2 separate regions of the Mus musculus genome follow, and region 1 is linked to region 2. The links are chromatin loops, found by intact Hi-C in ENCODE. Cell type or tissue: left cerebral cortex. All regions are shown on one strand. Each heading gives the region's core, and the rest is flanking DNA. Links, peaks and the distances in the headings are about the cores only. Region 1 overlaps Cnih3 (cornichon family AMPA receptor auxiliary protein 3). Region 2 overlaps Cnih3 (cornichon family AMPA receptor auxiliary protein 3).

Region 1 (9,689 bases), core at 3,524-7,523, 53 kb after region 2:
GAGTGGGGTGGGTGGTCAAGGAGTGGAGGGTCTCCCTGAGGAAGCATCACTATGCCAAGAACGATCTAAGCAACTATGAAGCCAGGCATGTGAGGGAAAAGCTGGTGATACAGTTTCATTTCTGTGTGTGCTTGTTTGTGTGTGTGTGTGTGTGTGTGTGTGTGTGTGTGTGTAATCCAACAAAAGGCAACATAAACAAGGAAAGAGTTTATTTGGCTCACAATCCCAGCTTACAATTCATTGTTGTAAGAAATTCAAGGCAGCAACTTAAAGCCTTCCGTCCTCAGTCAAGAGCAGAGAGAGAACAAACACATGGATCCCTGTGGAGCCACATATTGCTTGTGGCTTATGTAGCTTTCTCCTCTCTTAATGTGGTTCTGGATCTCCTGACTAGGGAATGGTGCCACCTGTAATGGGCAGGGTCTTCTCGCATTAATTAACAATTAAGACAACACCCCAAAGACATGACCACAGGCCAACCTGATCCAGATAATTCTTCCTAAGACTCTAGGTTGTTGCCTGAAGGGATGACTCAACCATTAAGAACACATGTTGCGCCGGGCGTGGTGGCGCACGCCTTTAATCCCAGCACTGGGGAGGCAGAGGCAGGTGGATTTCTGAGTTCCAGGCCAGCCTGGTCTACAAAGTGAGTTCCAGGACTGCCAGGGCTATACAGAGAAACCCTGTCTCAAAAAACCAAAACCAAAACAAACAAACAAAAAAACCAAAAAAACCACATGTTGCTCTTCCAGAGATCCCAGATTTGAGTCTCAGCACACATGTGGTAGCACAAGAGTCTGTAACTCCATATCCAGGGTATCTAATGCCCTCTTCTGGCCCCCACAGGCACCAGCTCACATGTGGTACACAGATATATATGCAGGCAAAACATCCATAGACATAAAATAAAATAAAAAATAAATCTTAAAAAACAGGTATACTTTTAAAGACTCCAGGTTGTGTCAAGTTGACAATAAAGACAGACCCACACAGTAGAAGAAAAAAATTCCAGAAAAGTAGGCTCTGCTGTAAGGAGGATAAGGTTTGGCAGATGGGAGACAAAGAAGGGCCAGCAGGGAACAAGACAGGCTGAGGTAAGACAAGTCAAGAACAAAGCCTGGTGCAGAGGCACCGCAGAGAGGGGGCCTCACTGAAGACTTCACATGGACCAGTGTGGGATGTGTCTCGCAGGTGACTTTCAGGGCTGGCTGCATTCTGACAAAGGTTGGACAAGAAGAACTCCACCAGGGTTGTGGGGGGAGGGTTGAAGACACATGAACAAGCATGAAGTTGTGCAGCAGTGGATGCTGGGTAGTACAGAGGCAACACGGAAAATACACCATGAATCTAGCAAGTCAGACTCAAGAAACCAGAGCACAAGCTTGGGCTAACCACCTTGGAGGGCAAGTGAGCACTGGCAGGCAACGTCCAAAGAGTTCTGACACATGAGCTCGGATCTTATGTCTCTAGAAACTCAGCCTGGACCAGTGGTTCTCAACCTTCTTAATGCTGAGACCCTTTAATACAGTTCCTCATGTTGTGATGACCCCCAGCCATAAAAATTGTTTTTATTACTACCTCGTGACTTTAATTTTGCTGCTGTTATGAATCATAATGTAAATATCTGTGTTTTCCAATGGTCTTAGGTGACCCTGTGAAAGGGTCATTGAACTCCCAAAGGGATTGTTGTGCAACCCATAGGTTGAGAACCACTGGCCTAGAGGAACTGAGTTCTATGTTCAGAGTCCTGGGGCATTAGGACCATCAAGGTCACACACTTGATTTCTTCTTTCTAAATACTGACCCCAAAATGTCATGTCCACCTGGACCCTCAATACATGAGCTTACTTAGTGTCATTACAGATTTAATTAGAAAAGTTGAAGGCATGCTAGAGCAGGGGCCCTAAGTCCACTAAGAGTGTCCTTATGAGAGACAAAACTAGACATACAAAGAAGGCCAATTATATAGTATAAAGGGCAGGCAGAGATAGTCATTAGAGTGACACAGCTCTCAGCCAAGGGACACCAAAGACTGAGGAGTTGCCACTAGCCAAGAAGGGTCCTCTAGTGCTGTGGCCCTGCCGGGCCTCGGGCCTCGTCTTCATGCACTAAGCTTTCAGAGCAGAGAGTAAGCCCTCGTTGTAATCTACCTGATGTAGGAAGAAGTGCTTTGTTAGGCAGCACCAGAGAACTAATACACCTGTTTTCAAAATACCAAAAGCATTGCACCCGCAATCTGAGTCTGAGTCTGGGGGAAATGGCTGTGAGCACCACCTGAGAACGTGGGTCAGACCATTTCTGACCCCAAACAAACACTCCCCCCAGAAAAGTAGCTTCCTCCTATAAGTCCCCAAACCTGTGCATGAAAGACACAGAACACACCATCTCACTTCCTCTCCATGTCTTGTTCCAATAGAAGCAATGCCTTCAGAAAAATCCCAAGCTTTGGGGTCCTGTTAGAGCAGGGAGTGCCAACATTTGGAAGGCAAGCAGGCTACGGAAGCGTTTTGATTGGCTGGGATACAGAGCGCCCAACCAATGAGTGCAGCTTGAGTACTACCTAAGTCTCTTCCCTTGCTGATTCTAAGCTGCTCAGGAAAATGTCTCATGTGCTCCTGGGAAGGATGGAGCACTGGTTCTAGACTCAGACAGTTGTTTTGGGGCTCTATGAAGTACCAAGCATTTATCCCAGTCCTTGCTCAGCCATCGAGGACCATGAAGCATAATCAAAAAGTAGCTATCACTCATAACGTTGTCACTGGATAGTCTGTGCTCTGTAATGCCCAGAGCCAGCCAGCAAAGGGTCAGATCTGGAGTCCAGCACTCACCCTCTTCCTTAGTTGTCTTCGGCCTTTGCTAATGAGATTCACTTTCCCTTATGAGACGGAATAAAGAACACTTCATAGTACACCCATCAATACCAACATGGGCCGTGACCCAGCAGGCTTGGCACCAGCCCTCTGTCATCTAAGGATACCCAAACAATGTGCCCAGGAGCTAATGAGACCAAGGAAAGCACTTTAAAGCCAACACAGAGATCTCAGTCATGTCCTGACTCCACCAGTCTCATCTAGTGGGGCCCTTTGGAGAAGCAGGGTCAGCAGATGCATCTCCCCGACAGCACACACAGGACAGCTTGTTACTGTCACAGGGCAGCGGCTGCTCTTATCTTGAGCAGGGATCCCTGTGCTATGGCCTGCCAACAAGATGGGACCAGGCCAATTCCATAGCAGAGTCTAAAGGGGCAGAGCCACTTAGACTAGGCAGAGTGGGCCAATGATTAGGGATAAAATGGAACCCACCCTTCTGTCTGCTGCTCCTGTATATCTGACCCCCGACCACCAATACACCACATTCAGTCCCATGATCCTCTGATCTCTTTATACTGCCATAATAATATACATCTTAAATGTCCCCAAAGGCCTATATGTTAAAGGCTTTGTCACCAGCCTGTGGTGCTATGTGGTAGAAGCTTGAGGAGGTGTGGCCTAGTGGGAGGAAGTTACATCATTAGGAGGTGTGGCCTCGTGGGAGGAAGTTACGTCATTAGGACATGGCCTTGAAGGGCATATTGGTGGGATTTCAGCCCTTCATATTCCATCATCCCCCCACCACCTGCCCTATCTCTCTTCTTTCTCTCTTTTCCTCTAGGCAAGCAGCTGTGCTCCAGCACAGCCTCCCCACAATGACCTCATCGCAGGTCCCAAAACAGGAGAGGAACTGACCGATAACTAAAACTTACAAACTGTGAGTCAGAAGTTCCCCTCCTTTAAGCCAATCACGCCAGACACTTGAGCACAGCTAAAGAAGGCTGACTCAGCCACAATCACTGTGGTCCCTCATCTACCATTCTCTCAGACACCTCCCATATGCCCCTCATGTTACAAGCAGAGCTACCCCTAGTCCCTGTATCTTCCATCTTTATAGGTACCTACCTACCCATCACTAGCTCCCTGACCTTGAATGTACCTTTTACCTCCCCAGACTGTGACCTTTTTGTTTATAAAATAAGAAGACTAATGTTCCTGCCTCAGCGGGCTGCAGGGAGTGTGGAGAAGAGGCCTAGCCCACAGTACAGAGTACAGAAATGAGAATTCTGCTAGATTTGAGCACGGACTCCCTCTGTGTCCACACTGAGGGGCAACTCCACAGGGAGCTCGGGCTCTGTGTGAGTCACAGGGACCCTGCTGGGATTCAATATCTGTCTCACTGATTTGTGTGACTGCAGGCAAGTTTTATTAACCTTTCCAAACCTCAGTTACCTCAAATAATAAAAAAAAAGAACAATAATACCTCCATCACTTCAAATATAAAGAAAGGACAATTATAGTTCCTATCTCAGAGCCACTGCAAGGAGCAAAAGAAATGATGGGGACTAGAGAGATGGCCAGCTCAGAAATGTGCTCGCCATACTGAAGGGCTTTCCATGTGAGCGTGAGGACCACTTAAAATGTGTCCATGTGTACCCGTGACCACTCACACATGCACACATATACACATGAAAACATACAGAGATGGCTGGAAGGGGAGGGAAAGAGGAGGAGAGGGAGAGAAAAGAAGAGGAGGAAGAGAAGAGGGGAGAGAGAGAAGAGGAGGAGAGGGAGGAAGAAGGAAAAAGGAAGGAAAGAAGAAGAAGAAAAAGGAGAAGAAGGAACATATATAAAGCAAAGAGACAAAGAGTCCCAGGGCCAGTGCTCAGTAGGTAATGATGCCACTTTCTTAACTGGTTGCTGTCCCTGAGATATTTTTCCCATACTCCTGACTATGAGTCTTCATCCCTGGTCTAAGGCAAAGTCATCAGCTTGACAATCTAAGTCTAGTGAAAGCTGTCACTATGGAGAAGACACAGGTAACAACTGGAAAGAAAGCAGGTAGGTGAGAGAGACTGCAGGGTTCATTCACCCTGTCACAGCTGGGGACTACGATCAGCAGACAAACCAGCAAGGGAGACCTCGGCTGCCCTGTCCCTGGACCGACATGGAGAACATAACCTGAACACAGAACACGCTGGCATCTTCAACCCCTGTCTGGGCCAGACTAGCAGATGCAGCTAGTTCTGGGGCTGTGTGCTGTGCCTCTGATAGCTGTTCAGTCACCAGCAGACAAAGATAGCTCAGAGCCCTGCACGTCTAGGAGAGATGCCAAGGGAGCAGGACTCTGGCCCGTGTCCAGCCTGGCTGATTTGCGACTCTTTGCAGAGCCATGCTGCCTCCAGCCAACAGTCACCAGGTCAGGGAAAGCCCAAAGAGATGTATATAATGAGGATGGCTGTGTACACTGGCTCGTTAACAGAGGTGACCCTGCCACTGAGCAGCAGGAGCAGGAGGACAGCAGAGCAGCCTGTAGGACCCTGAGCCTCTCTGCCATGCAGCCAGGCTAAGGAGCCCTTCTCTGTCCAACCCCAGCACTACAGACAGAGGGAAGGCTCTGGGTAACAGCCCCCAGCCCAGATGACCCTCTGTCTAATCAAGCTCATACCAGTTCTGCTGCCTTGAGCTTTCTCCATCAGACAAAGGATCTGCTTCTCTCCTGGCTCCAGTGGGTTCTACCCTTTGTTAAGCAAGTCCCTCTCCAACAGGCCTGCAGCACCTGCCATCTGTGAAGAACTAGCCTTATTTACTCCTGGAGTGCTTGCTAAGCAGTGGCCATGCCCCAGGGCCAGTGCTAGAAGCAAGGTGGATAGGACCAACCTATAACATCTGATCATTCTGCAGTGACCTGGAGCCACAGTGACCCCTGTGGGTGGGAGCCTGCTGCTCCAGGCTTCAATCCATCAACAAAACTGACCGGAAGGCATGAAGGAGAGAGGCAATGCCCACTGGGGCCAGGATTGCAATTTGGTGATAGATTACTTTGGGCTGGTCTGAGAACCTTGGTGACAAGACCATTACTACCCTCCCCTGTTCGCAACACTGCTATCGTCCATTATCATCATTGATCTAAGCAAAGCTCTCTCTTGCTGCCATTACTCCTTTGTGGACCCATTCATTGCTTTTTATGCTACCTGCTCTTCCTGACCACCCAGCCAATCGGTGATTAGCGCTCAGGATTATCTTTCTGCTCACGCTGTCCTTGCACACCGCATGCTTGTGTGCTGTCTGCTCCTGGCTTGCTCCTCATTCCTTCCTTACTCGTACTCAGCAGCAGAGCTGTAGAGCACCACGGGAGTGTTACACTGTCTGTCCATGCCTCCGGCAAGAAAAATATTCAACATTCATCATCCATTAAAGGAATGCCACCTGAGGGATATTCCGGTAATCTCTTTGGAACTTGCGCCTGGGGATGGAGCTGTTGGTCTCTAAATCCAAGGAGAACGCCTTAGCTGCCACACAAGGTATCCAGCTGCCTTCTCCACAGTGCTGAGGGCCCTGTGTTCAAGGCTCCATCACCACAGTCCCCCAGGCCTGGAGAGACCCATCTGCTGCTTTTGTCTGCAACACTCCAGGGAAGCAGCTAGCCTTTGGGTTCTACTCTATAAATTTCCTAAGCAGACCTCAGGGACCCACCCAACAGGGAGGCTCTGGTTGCATGAACTCTCCCTGGAGGGGTGTAAGCAAATACCTACTCATCCCAGATGGGACAACAACAGACCAGGTACCATTCCACCCAGGTTCAATGTGGTGGTAAACCAATGACTTTATTGAAATTATTTACAAAACACAGGCGAGGGGAGTCACTTAAGGAGTGTGGGTGAAGCCAACACAACTTTATCCATGGAAAGTCTCACCCCAACATATGGGAGATGACTCTCCCATAGCTATATAGTTGGAGCTGTTCCCTTTTAGTTAACTTTCCAGAGACTGCAAGAGCACATTTAATTAAAGCAAAACTACACAGAGCTTGGGGAGGAGGACGTGGGAGTGGCTGAAATCTCAGGTGAGATCTCTGATGGTCTTCCAGCTCCTTCCTTTTATGAGGGGATGTCAACTGGTCCAACCTCGGGTCTCTGAGGAGTAGTCTCAACATCTTTAGCAAAACGGTGATGGTCGTTCCGCTAGGAGAAGAACATCAAGTGCTGTCTGGAGGTGTTATGTCATGGCTGCGATGCTCACTCACATTTGAGAAAAGGAAGGACAAACTAATGTCTTAAAACTTCACAGCAAAAGCAGAAACATGTGTGTAAGAGAAGTTCTTGATGTCCCCGGGCTGAGGAAGACTTAACACCAGAATGTATGGAGTTTGAGGCAAAGTGGATGACCCTGACTCTTGTTCTGAGAAGGACCACAGGGGACAGGTAGGAGAAGGTGTTTAATGTGTCCAAGACTGAGAGTGGATCGACATCCACAACACACATCACCGAAACACAGACACAGAAGAAGAGGGACAACCCTTGCATTTAGTTGCTGTGATTACTAACATTGTCAGTTTGAATCTGACATCACGTAAGAGACAAATCTCTGAGCATGCCCATGAGGGAGTTTCTAGATTGGGTTAATTGGAGTAAGAAGGTCCACCCTAAGTGTGGACACTACCATTCTACCAGTTAGGGTACACAGCTGAGTGAGGAAGCAAACGGAGCACCATCTAATGCTCCTCTCTCTCTCTCTCTCTCTCTCTCTCTCTCTCTCTCTCTCTCTCTCTCTCTCTCTCTCTTTCTTTCTTTCTCTCTCTCTCTGCTTCCTGACTGTGAGTGCACATGACAGCCACCTCAAGCCATTGCTTCCTTGACAGACTGCAGTCAGTGAGCCAAGACAAGCTGTCCTTTCCTTAGGCTGCATTTATTGGACATCTTATCACATAACAAGACAAGTGGTGAATGCAAATGTCTGTGACACTAGAAAGCACACTTCTGCATGTATCTATGGGGACTTTCCAGAGATTAACTAAGACCCCTCATGAGTATGGGTGGCACCATCCCCTAGGCTGGAATCCAGAAAGTGCTGCATCCAGCCACCATGATGTAAGCCACTCTGCTACATCACAGCCTCCTGGTCACAATGGACCAGACCCTCTAAAGCTATGAACAGCAAAATCCTTCCTGCTCAAGGTATTTGTTGCAAGAGAAAGGCAAAAGGATGACAACAGCTTCCTCACTCTTTCCAAACAGAATCCATCACTACACAGTCCCCAAGTACTCCTCTGCGTGGAACCATTTCCTACTGGGACCTTAACTGACACCTAAGCCCATAAGAGACTAAAACCTGGGCTCAAGTTACCTTCCCCAAATAGAGATGGTTGGTGGATCTAGCTTGGCCTAGAAAACTTCCAAATAAACGCTTTTTGTTGCAATGTGGTCATTTGGCAGAGGCATTAACAAAAAATAAATCTCAGCAATGCACCTGCAGAATGTCTGGGTTTGAACAACACTGCTTCCTAATGAATTCCACAGAATGAATTATCTGCTGAGTGTTCCCACTATAGGAAGTGGCCTACTGTGCCATATAGAGTTACTGAACTTAACCAATTAAATTTTGCAGGATGTTGGCTGATTCTTGTCTCAGAACCAGGTTTCACACAGAGTCTAAAAATAAGTGTCTCCTGAGGCCCCTCTTGATTTAAGATGGGAAGGAAGGAGCCCTGTATGGTCAGCATATAGAAGATCCTGCTTATTCAAATTAGACAAAACCAAAATAAACTCTCTAGTGAAGAAGTGTAAGCGAGCATCATCGAAAAGACACTTGGAATCCGTAAGCTTGGATTTCAAAGGCAACGCCATTGCCTCCCTTTGTTCAAGCAGCACAGCCGACCTACTCAGACACCAGGCTGGCTCTAGGAGGAATGTTAGGGAGCAGCAATGAGTGAGCCAGGTCCTGAGCATCCATTGCTGAGAATTTCCACAGCTTATTGGATTCATAGAACAAAAATTTGCAAAACTAGGAGGACACGTGCTTCCTTAACAGGTCTGTTTATGGAAGAATGTGTAAAGGTGATCCATAAATATAGAGAAATGGACTGGGGAGATGTCTCAGGCAGCGAAGTACGTGATATACAGGCATGGGAACTGAGTTCGAGCCCCAGGAACTTACATAAATGCCAGGCATGGTGGCAAATGCTTGTTAACCCAATGCTGAAGAGGCAGATTCAGGAACTGCAGGGGTTTGTGGGACAGCCAGCCTAGCCTAAGCAATGGAAGCCAGCTCCTTGGGAGAGACCCAGGCTCAAAAAGCTACATGGGCAGATCCTGAGGAATGACACCCAAGGTTGACCCCTAGCAGGTGTACACACATTCACATATAAGAACTTCCAAATAAACACACACTAAATATGTGTATGCGTGTACACATGTGTATGTTTAAGATTTATTAGAGGAATACAGACATTTCAGGCGAGTCCAATTTTTGCCTCATTCCCACAGTCTTGGCCTTCTCAATATCCATGTAACAGGACTGTCGGGACAAACTCACATCCACAGTGCCTTAGGCACATTAGAGAAGAGAATGCTGGACCTGCTGGGCCAACCTTCATGTGATATTCCAAGGCCCCTGATCTTGGTTGGCATCCTCAGAAGACTCTGGGCATGAAGAGCAAGCTACTACACAGTATAAGGCTTTTTTGCTGAAACCAGAGCCTACCTGCCAGGGCCAAGCTCTACTCAGTGCCTGCCTACCTCTCCTGCACAAGCCTGGCCAAGCTTCTCCTTGCCCCTCCTCCATCTTTCCTACATGAGCTGGCTGGTACCCATCAAGTTACAAAGGGACTAAATACCTGGATCAGGGCAACCATGCTCTCTTGATAGCACTTCCCTCTGC
Region 2 (9,689 bases), core at 2,881-6,880:
CATATTTATTACCCTTACAGGGAGGGAGGGAAAAAGGGAGAGAGGGAAGGAGGGAAGAAGGGAAGGAGAGAGAGAGAGACAGAGACACAGAGAGACAGAGAGAGAACCCTGTACCCATGAGCAGTTGTTTGCTATTGCTATTTCCCCTCCTCCTTTGGAAACTACTTGTTTACCTTTTGTCTCTATAGATTTGACTATTCTAGAAATTTTATGTCAAAAGAATCATATAATGTGTTGCTATTGGGTGTGATATCTTTAACTTATATTTTATTTGAGGCTCATCCACATTGTAGAACATTTAAGTACTTTCTGCCTTCTTAATTTCCACACAGATGTTCCATTGTATGGATACACCACATTTTCTTTATGGATGCATCAGCTAACAGTCGGTACTGTTTTCCTATTTTGGCTCCAGTGAATAACATTGTAGCTGCATTTCATGTTCACCTGCAGGACCGGGGTTCCAGAACGGAGCCAAGAGGGACTTACTTCAAGCTCAGGAGAGTCAGTTTGTTCTACATGTCTTTGTTTATAAACTTGACACAATCACAGGAGAGTCTCGACTGAGTAGATCATATTGACCTTAGGGTGTGTCTATGAGGGATCATTCTGACTATTTATTGGTGTAGGAGGGCCCAGCCCATTGAAGGTAGTTGGTACCATTCCCTAATTAAGTGTTCCTGAGTTATGTAAGAAAGTTAGGTAAACATGAGTCTGCCTGGAAGCCAGAAAGTCCTCTATTGTTTCTGCCTTCAAGCATCTACGTGAGTTCCTGCCCCTCAATAATGAGCTATAACCTGTATTACATAAGTCTACTTGCTTTTGGTCAGAGTTCGTAATCACAACACAGTTGTATCTAGAACACGGTTTCTTTACAAGGGGATAAAAGAAGGCACCCGGTGGCTGATCTCTGTGGGCACACTGTCATTGGGTGCAGAGGTGATGGAGGATGGGCGGGGCCCAGGCAGACCTACCTCCAGAAGTGATAGAAAAGCAGAGGAACATTGAGTCCCAGGGTGAGCCACTCCTGAGCGCACAGGAACATGATGCAGAAGAGGCTGTGGATAGAGTACTCGGGCAGCACCAGCTGGAGAGGAAGCAGAGACACACAGGCCCGGTTAGAGGGAGGCAGTGCTCCACCCACTCACTGTCCCCCATGCAGAGGTGCTCCCTGCAGCATGGTCACTTCCCTGTGACTGATCACTTTGGGAAGTGCTCCATGTTTTAGACCCAACCCAGAGTAGACACAGGCCCTCTGTCCAGGCCTGGGAAAAGGGGAGGAGGTTGCCTAGCATCTGGATTGTCTGAAGAAACTAGTAGTGTCCTGTGTCACCTTCCATCTGTTTGTGCTGTGTTGCTGGCTCCTCTGTGCCCTCCGCTAGCTAATAGGTGTGTTTGTTTATAATACAAGAAGGTCAGGAAAACAGAAAGGCTGGTGATAGGCTAATCAAGACGAGCACAAGAGAAATGCCAAGGAGCAATAGTGAAAAGAGGTGGCCTCTGTGAGAAGGGAGAAGGTGAGCTCAGACTCCCCAGGGAGATGCAGGGGGACAGATGGAAGAAGACAGACACCCCTCCTGGGTAGGCACATGTGGTATAAATGAAAACTGAAAACTAAAGATGACTAGAAGGTAGACAATCAACCCTTTCCAGTAAGGAAAGCTATAAGTATGCAAGCACACTCTTGTAGACAGAAATCACACACACACACACACACACACACACACACACACACACACACACACACACACACACACACACACACGTGTATGTATGGCCTGTACATCTCACTTTGACCATCGTGATTGCTCTGATCCAACAAACTGTGTCTTTCAGGGGCCATTCTAAAGGAATCACGGCTATCCTCCCCAGCAACCCTCAGCCCATACCTGATTCCTTTTTATAAATTTACATTAAAAAATACTTAAGTTTTAAGTCACTGACTGTAGACCAAAAAGAAAAAAAAACCAACATTTGTGTGTATGTATGTGTGTGTGTGTACACACGTGAACATGTATGTAAATGCATGTGTGCCTGCATACATGTTTGAAGGTCAGAAGACAATTTGTGGGAAACAATTCTCTCCTTCTACTATGTGGGTCCCAAGGCTAGAACTCTGGCTATCAAACTTAAGAGCACTGAGCTATCTCACCTACCCTACATAGCAAGCTTTCTGACCTGCTCATAGAGGCCACCCCCACAGCCTACATGTGACCAAATGTACTGTTCTGACCAACCACATACGTCTGTAGCATGGCTAGATTGCCCGTGAGATAGAGTCTGTAGTCATAGCCCTAGACTTCCATGGGTGGGAGCAACTGCTTCAGACCAACTCGCTTTGGTATAGAACATGACACTAGCTTTCTTTCACTGTAAGCAAATGAGCTAGCTACCTGACCAGTAGGCCCCTGCAGAAGATAAGGACATATTCACAGATTTTAAATAAATACATATACAGGCATACATGTGAGAGATGCATTTTGTAACTAGGGGTTGTGTTTGTTCTCGGCATCTGGTGAAGGACAAGCTGCCTTAACCTTAAGTTAACTCAGGCTCAGCATGGACTCAGAGCACAAGAGGCAACCCTCCGGGGTCATGACTTCAGTGGATAAACCAGGCACTGCACCTATGAATCTCAACCATGTAGTAAGAGAGGCCATGTGCTGTCATTCCTCCTTTGAGAACCTCAAAGCTGTGCTTGCCGGCTTCATCTGTACCCTGGCTACCTACCATGCCTAGAGCAAGCCCACGTTCTCAGAGCTAGCACGCCAGCCCTACTCCACCATGCACATCCAAGCACTTATGCCAAGTACTTAACATGCTCAGAGACAGCGACGACAGGCCTGAATCATCTAGTACAGCTCCATCCCCGTCTCCAGTGCCAACGCCAAACCTCTGAATGATGACAGTTCAGAATTCATGCCCTCTATCCATCACACTGCTCCTTGTTCTCTGGGACTTGGTGGATAATGGAAGCTGTGACTGACAGGGAGGATCTATTACCATCCCCTGTGTGAAGGAAAACACTTAACAGAGGCCAGCTCGACTTTTAGGGATGAGGGGGAAACCCTCCTGCTGTTCTGTGTGGGTCTTCCCACTGCCTCTCAGTATCTAAAATCCTGAGCAGACTTGTTCCTAACCCCAGGAGACTTCAAGTGGCTGCAATGCCCCTGTGCCCCTCCTCTTGCTCCAGGCATCCCATGTTACTCACAGTGATGTGGACAATGTAGGGACCTTATTCCTCTCAGACCAAATGGAGCTTAGCCAGGCTACCCGCGCTGGCCCGTACCATGCCTCACCCTAGACCATCTGTGCCTTTCCACTACTTGGCCTTTGCAACATAAGACATCCCCGATCCCAGCAGCTGGGAGGGGCCCCAGGGGCCATGAGTGGAAACTATATGAGAAGCCTGGAACACTTAACAGCCAATAAGAAATGCCCCCAAAGTCCTATTTTGTTTCCTCTGACATCACAAAGAACAGTTATAACAACGGGTATACTTCATCATCCTGACACCACCAGTGAGGACAGAGGGCTCTCTCCCACCCCTACCCCCCCACCCCGGCAGCCTTCGATGGGCAGAGTGAGAGCAAGTCATAAACGTTTGTTGTTCTGAGCGACTGAGAGTCACATGTTCCTTCTTGCTATGACACACTTTGGCCCATCTTGTCTGATGTAGTCAGAGCCTCGGAATGAGAAATCAATGAGAAAAGCAAGGCTGTGTTCTTCTCCCCTCTCTATCCTCCTGAGCATCCTTCCGGACCTTGGTTTAATAAGCCACCGAGGCTAGTGTGACATGCTCCTGATGCTGAGTACCAGGTGGAAGGCCACCAAGCATGCATCAGGCTTATTCTGGTGGGTAGTCAGCTGGGTTGCTCCCAGCTCAGACCGAATAAGTGCTATAGAAATATGCCCCACGCTTGAACCTACCAGAGGAAGTATAGAAAGGTAGATTGAAACTCTGAGCATGCCCATGGCTAGTTCCATCCCTTATCACCGGCAGACACTGTTTCCTCTGGCCGAGCTGTTGAATGGTACCGATACCCGTGATTCACTGAATGAGTTATAAATAGACACCACTTCATGTAGACCACAGTCTGAGACCCCATATCCTGCTTTCTGTAGTTATAAATAGTAAGAATGATCTCACTATAGACATTGTGGGGTTCTGAAAAGGTGACAGTTAAAGTCAGGCTAGCCTACACATACATGCCTGTGATCCTGGGCTAAGGGGACAGGCTACATGGTGAGAACTGGTCCCAAAAAAAACAAAACCTAACAAGCAATGCCTGCCAACTTGAGAATAGCCGAAGGGTTTGTCATGAAGCCAGAACCACTGTTAAGGAAGAATAAATCTAAATATGCATGGAAAAGTTGGCATGCCATGAGACTAGCAAAATCAGAGGGGGTGAGGAGACTGCTCGGTGATTATAGCACTTGCTGCACACACACACACACACACACACACACACACACACACAAGGACTAGAGCTTGGATCCCCAGAAACCCACATAAATATCAGGTAAGCATGGTTGTCCCACCTGTAATTGGGAGGAGACAGGATCTTCAGAGCAAGCTAGCCTACAAGACCAGCTATAAAGGGCAAGCTCTAGATTTGATTGAAAGACCCTGCTTCGTGGCTGACTAAGAAGAGTGACCAAGGGAAGATCTCTGCCATCAACCTCTGCTCTCTACATACCCATACATACACATGGGCATGTGTGCACACACATTTGCTCATACACGTGTATATACACATACATATATACACTTACACCTCTATCATGCACACATTAAACACACCCACACTACACACACACACAAAGATAGAAAAAGAAAACCAACAACAATAAAACAAAGAACTCACTATTTTGTGTAGCCCTTTCACAAGCCACCAAATGGGCCACTTATTTAAGAGTGTATAGGGCAGGCCTGATGCCAGGTAGGACTGGGGTACCTGCCAAGCTCATTACACTTCTGACTTACTGCCCAGATTCTAGTAGTCAGTTTCTGTTTGCTGGCAAATATTCCCATCTGGATATTCCTGAGTCCTCACTCCACTCCCACCCCTCCTCCCAGTCCCTGCAGACCTCTCCCGAGCCTCTAGTTTGTCCTAAGAGCACCTCTGCTTCCTCTCTCTCATCAGCCAGCCTGGAAACAAGACAAATCTGACATGGTCACTTCTACAGGGCACTTTGATCTACTCTTGTTTTCCATTTCTACTGCCCCCTACAGGCCAGCACCCCTGTGCTGCCCCCAAAGCTAGTGTAAGAACTGTCTAGCATAGCTCTGTCCCAGAAGACAGGCTCCTGTCCAGCAGAGACATGTCTCCTTTCTCTGGCATCCACCATGCATTCACCCACATCCTTGCTTTCCCAGGAATTTTTAAAATTAAATTTATTTTTTGTCCATCAAAATATGTAAATTCTTATTGGTAACTAAAGAACGCATTAAGGACTTGGTTTTAGCCATCTCGAGCAACTAAAACATATTGTATAAAAATCAATACCAAAAGAGAGTAGAATTATAGTCTAGAATTTAAGACTCTTTTTAAATCAGTTTTGTTTTTCCTTGATTAAATTCGCTCTTAGATAATAATATACATGCCCATGGTGCTAGATTCTGGGAGAGAAGGAACCGTTGTCTCCTTTTAAGCGAGATTTAACTTTATTTTTATTCATGGTCTAAATATTTTCTCCCTGTCACTTCGGCTTCTCACTTGTCTGTGTGACCAACCGTTGGCTGCCAGGACACAGGTCTTGGGAGAATAATGCCACATGACAGTTTGGGGTTTCTCTTCAGTGTGCTGGTACAGAGGGCAGGGTAGATAGGAGGAGAGACTTTTCATAGCCTCACAGGAAGAGGAAGTAGAGAGTAGATGTCTATATCCCATACCAGAAGTGTGGAAGTAATATGTTTGGCATGAGGGGGACCCCTAAAGCTAGGGAACGGGGCAGATAGTGAGAGGTAGGCAACCCATATGAGTCCCATGAAGGCAGGATTTCTGGAAGGAGGTGTGTGTGTGTGTGTGTGTGTGTGTGTGTGTGTGTGTGTGTCTGTGTGTGTGTGTGTGTGTGTGCGCGCGCGCGCGCTCACATGCATGTGCTCACTCACTCTCGACTTCACATATCTCTGTGTGTGTGTGCACGCAGAGGCCAGATGGGGTCACTGCTACCCTCTATCACTCTTCCCTTACACTTTGAGGCAAAGTCTTTCACTGAAGCTTGAGTGCATCTCCATTTTTTTTTCTTCTAGCTAGGCTAGCAGGCTGTAAGTCCCAGCAATTCTCCTGCCTCCACTCTACCCAGTGCTAGAGTTACAGTTGTGCACAGCCACACCCAGCTTTTTCTGTGCTTATTGGAGATCTGAACTCGGTCCCTCATGCTTGCCACACAAGCACTCTCCTTCATGGAGCCATCTCCCCAGCCAGGGGACCAGATCTCTAAAAGACACAAACATGGCCCACGGTCATGGAAGGCTCACAGCCATGGAATGCACATAGCCATGGAAGGTCCACTGAAGATCCAGACTGGAGTTCAGATTGAAGACCATGGAAGCCGCAAGGTTTGTCTCCCAGCTCTCAGTGTTGCCTGTCAGCTCAACAAAGCCTTTCAACTAATACACATTGGTCTGCAATGATGTGCATTATGTAAATTCCTTCTGGTTACATAAGGATCAACCTTATGATATGAAGAACTGCAGCTAACAACACCAGGCCCTATTTCCCTTATCTGTAAAGCACCACACTTGCTGGGAGGATGTAAACCGGACTAGGAAGGATGGTACTCTCAGATGGCAAGCCAGCATCAGAGGACAATGCCCCTGCAGTTATGAGGATGATCTTCATATTGTGAATAAACATCTTGGAGAATTCCCTACTCAGGAAGCAACTGGCCCTTCTTCCCTGAAAGTCGGTGAAACAGCTCACAGCCAGATTTGGCTTCCTACTTCTCAATCTAGACTCCTTGGTCATCCTTGACACCAGCGTCCGGTCTCCCCAGGTGGGAAGAGAAAGAAGCCACAGGCTGCTTAAGTGACTTGCCTGTCAAGCCTGTGTCTCTGCCAGTGCACGTGACCCTAGCACAGACACCCTCCCTGGCTAAACAGAATCGGGGTGACCCTCTGTTGACCTGCAGCCTAGAATCCATCCATAAGTGTTCTCAAATGAGCAATCATCCGCAGCAGCCCTGGGCTCTGACTGACTTACCAGAGCAAGGGGAGACAGGATGCTGCTATAGTTTGAATGTCCCCCAGAGGACTATGTGTTAAAGGCCTGATCCCCAGGCACTACTGGGTGAGGTGGAGCCTGGAGGTAGGTCTTTAGGGATTAGAGGTGTGCTCTTAATGGGGATTGTAAGACTCCCTCTCTCTCTCTCTCTCCCTCTCTCTCTCTCTCTCTCTCTCTCTCTCTCTCTCTCACACACACACACACACACACACACACACACACACATCTCTCTTTTGCTTGCTTCTTGGCTATGCAGTGAGCAGATCTGCTTGCTCCGTCACATTCCTGCTATGGTGCTCCATCACAGACCCAAAACAGAGCTGACCAGTCAAAGACCCTGTAGCCAAAATAAAACTTTCCTCCTCATAAGCTGAGTATCACAAGTGTTGTGTTATGGCGCTGGGAGCACGGAGAGAAAGGTCTGCATCGATAGGAAACAGATAGGATTCTGCTGTCCCGTGAGACTAGGATAAAGTTCTCTGAGTGCTGCCAGGAAGCTCTGAAGCTGCCCGCTCTGAAGAAGACTCTTTCATGTGGTTACTCCAAGCGGTGAAGCCTTGGGGAAAGCATTTGACGCTCAGGAAAGACAGTCCAGCCTTTAGCCCTGACATCTCTCAGGAACTGGGATCCCAGCCTCAGCTGGTACAGGGAAGTCAGTTGCTGAGACCCAGGCTTGAGTTGACTGAGTTCTGTCTGTTAGAGAACTGTTAGGTGTTTTTATCTGGAATCTGCACCAAGGCTCACCAGCTATTTCTAAGTGGTAAGCCAATGTCGCTGAGTAACTCGGCACAGAATTACAGCCTGGAATCATAGTCACCAATTATATCTGCACCATCAGCTACAGGTGTGGTTCAGGGCCCGCCACTGCCAGAAACCCTCCTAAATGTCCGGAAAATGTTTGGTTGTCGACCACCCATAGCCAAAATCAGATCCTCATGGCTGACCACAGATGGTGGGGACAGTCTTCAAGGAAAGCTAATACATTGCCCCTACCCCTGCCCCCAATTCCCCTGTACCAGGAACATGGAGTAAAGTGTGGTACAAAGGTGAGGGAAGCGGTTGCCTGCCTGAGAGGCTCAGGATCTGAAGACAAGAAAATCCCTTCTCCTCTGTGGATCCCAATGCTCATCAGGGCGTGGAGATTCTGGGTGTTCTTTAGGGCCTACAGGGACGTCCTCTCTGGACAGACTGGGCCTCTATTCCTCTACCACCCAGAGGCCTGGGTGTGGCCTGACCCTTCTGGTGTTCCCTACTCCTTGGGTTCTGCTTCCAGGTTTACTGGCTCTAACTGACTTGGGCACCTCCAGTCCCCCTGCTGCCTCCCGTGGGAGCCTCAGCACCTGCTCTGCCATGCACTGAGCATCCATGCCAGTTACCACCTGCACAAAAAGCTTGTTTCCCAGGCTGCCCACTGGGGAAGTTCTCCTGTTTTGACTCATTAGAAAAATCACATACCACACAACACTCTGTAGAAGATGTTTCCTTCCAAAAGTACTCATGTGGGGGGGGGGGGTGGGGGGTGGCTTTGTCGCTGGTGGAAGGCAATAGGGCATGAGGTGACAGGGACAGATGTGGCTCAGTGTCAGGTCCCACCCTCCCCTGACAAAAATGGGTCACATTTCTGTGAGCTTGCAGTTCTCAATAGCTCCCAGGTTCCATGTGCCTCAGGATCTTCTGGAGGTTTTGCTAAAATGGGGGGGGGGGGGTGCCCCGCCACCTCCTGCCCCACCCCACACCTGAGCTTCAGATTCAGCAGTTCTGGGGACTGAGTATCTGAGTAACACATTCCTTATGAGCTATAAGGACAGCACTCCTCCATGTGTGATCTCTGGACCAGCCCCCCACCCCATCCACCCCCTACCCCCACCCACCCCCGCACTTGGCAGCTTGTTAGGAATGTAGGATTTGGGTCCCAGCCCAGATCTGTTGGAGCAGAACCTGCCTTGGAAGGTTCCCAGGTGGCTTATGTATGCACATCAAGGTTTGAAAAGCACTTCTTAACACTGATTCTCAAAATAGGGTTGAGTTCCTCGGAATAGCACGCAGACTTGTCAGAAGTGCTCATCTCCAGGTCCCACCCTAGGCCACAGAGACAGATATCAGGCAGAAGCTGTACATTCAGACATTTCCCAGGTGCACCCGTCAGAATATTTAGGCCGAGGTTACGCCTCAAAACTCTCACCAGCCCTCCAGCCCTCCAGTGGGGTACAAAACTTCTCCAGGACTTCACTGGGACAAACTAAGCCCTCAGCGCCCTCTCACCACTGCTTGGGGACTGGGATCTGATGGGAGCGTGTTCAGTAAGGAGCAGGTGAGTCCAGCCTCTGGTTCTCTAGCACTGCTGTAAGAGAGGACCCCAAGACTCCCTAGCCCAAGGCTGGTGGCATCTGCTTGGTACAGAAGTAAGCGCTCTGGCTCCCTCTGGTCTCCATTATTCCCCCTCAGATTCCCATTGTATTC

What was found. Hi-C counts contacts between places; a loop is a spot of excess contacts. Peaks named below come from ENCODE experiments on the same cell type or tissue, not always from the same donor. Only the 100,000 strongest peaks of a DNase experiment are listed, where the experiment ranks them.
Region 1: a loop joins it to region 2, with 2.3 times the contacts of the local background. A loop is called at or near these places in 4 of 42 quality-filtered maps.

Annotation. Positions count from the first base shown.
Region 1 is chr1:181,389,454-181,399,142 of GRCm38, reverse strand. The region is part of intron 1 of Cnih3 (cornichon family AMPA receptor auxiliary protein 3); the gene reads right to left. Among named protein-coding and RNA genes, the nearest start is that of Cnih3, 42 kb to the right of the region's middle. In left cerebral cortex, for the core only: a CTCF peak has its summit at 5,742; DNase peaks (open chromatin) are centred at 5,138 and 5,692.
Region 2 is chr1:181,441,368-181,451,056 of GRCm38, reverse strand. It overlaps Cnih3 (cornichon family AMPA receptor auxiliary protein 3), which reads right to left. Exons shown (of 6, transcript NM_001160211.1): 4 at 975-1,087. Among named protein-coding and RNA genes, the nearest start is that of Ccdc121, 65 kb to the left of the region's middle. In left cerebral cortex, for the core only: a CTCF peak has its summit at 5,224 (motif pointing left); DNase peaks (open chromatin) are centred at 3,730, 4,333 and 4,968; H3K27ac peaks cover 1,076 bases.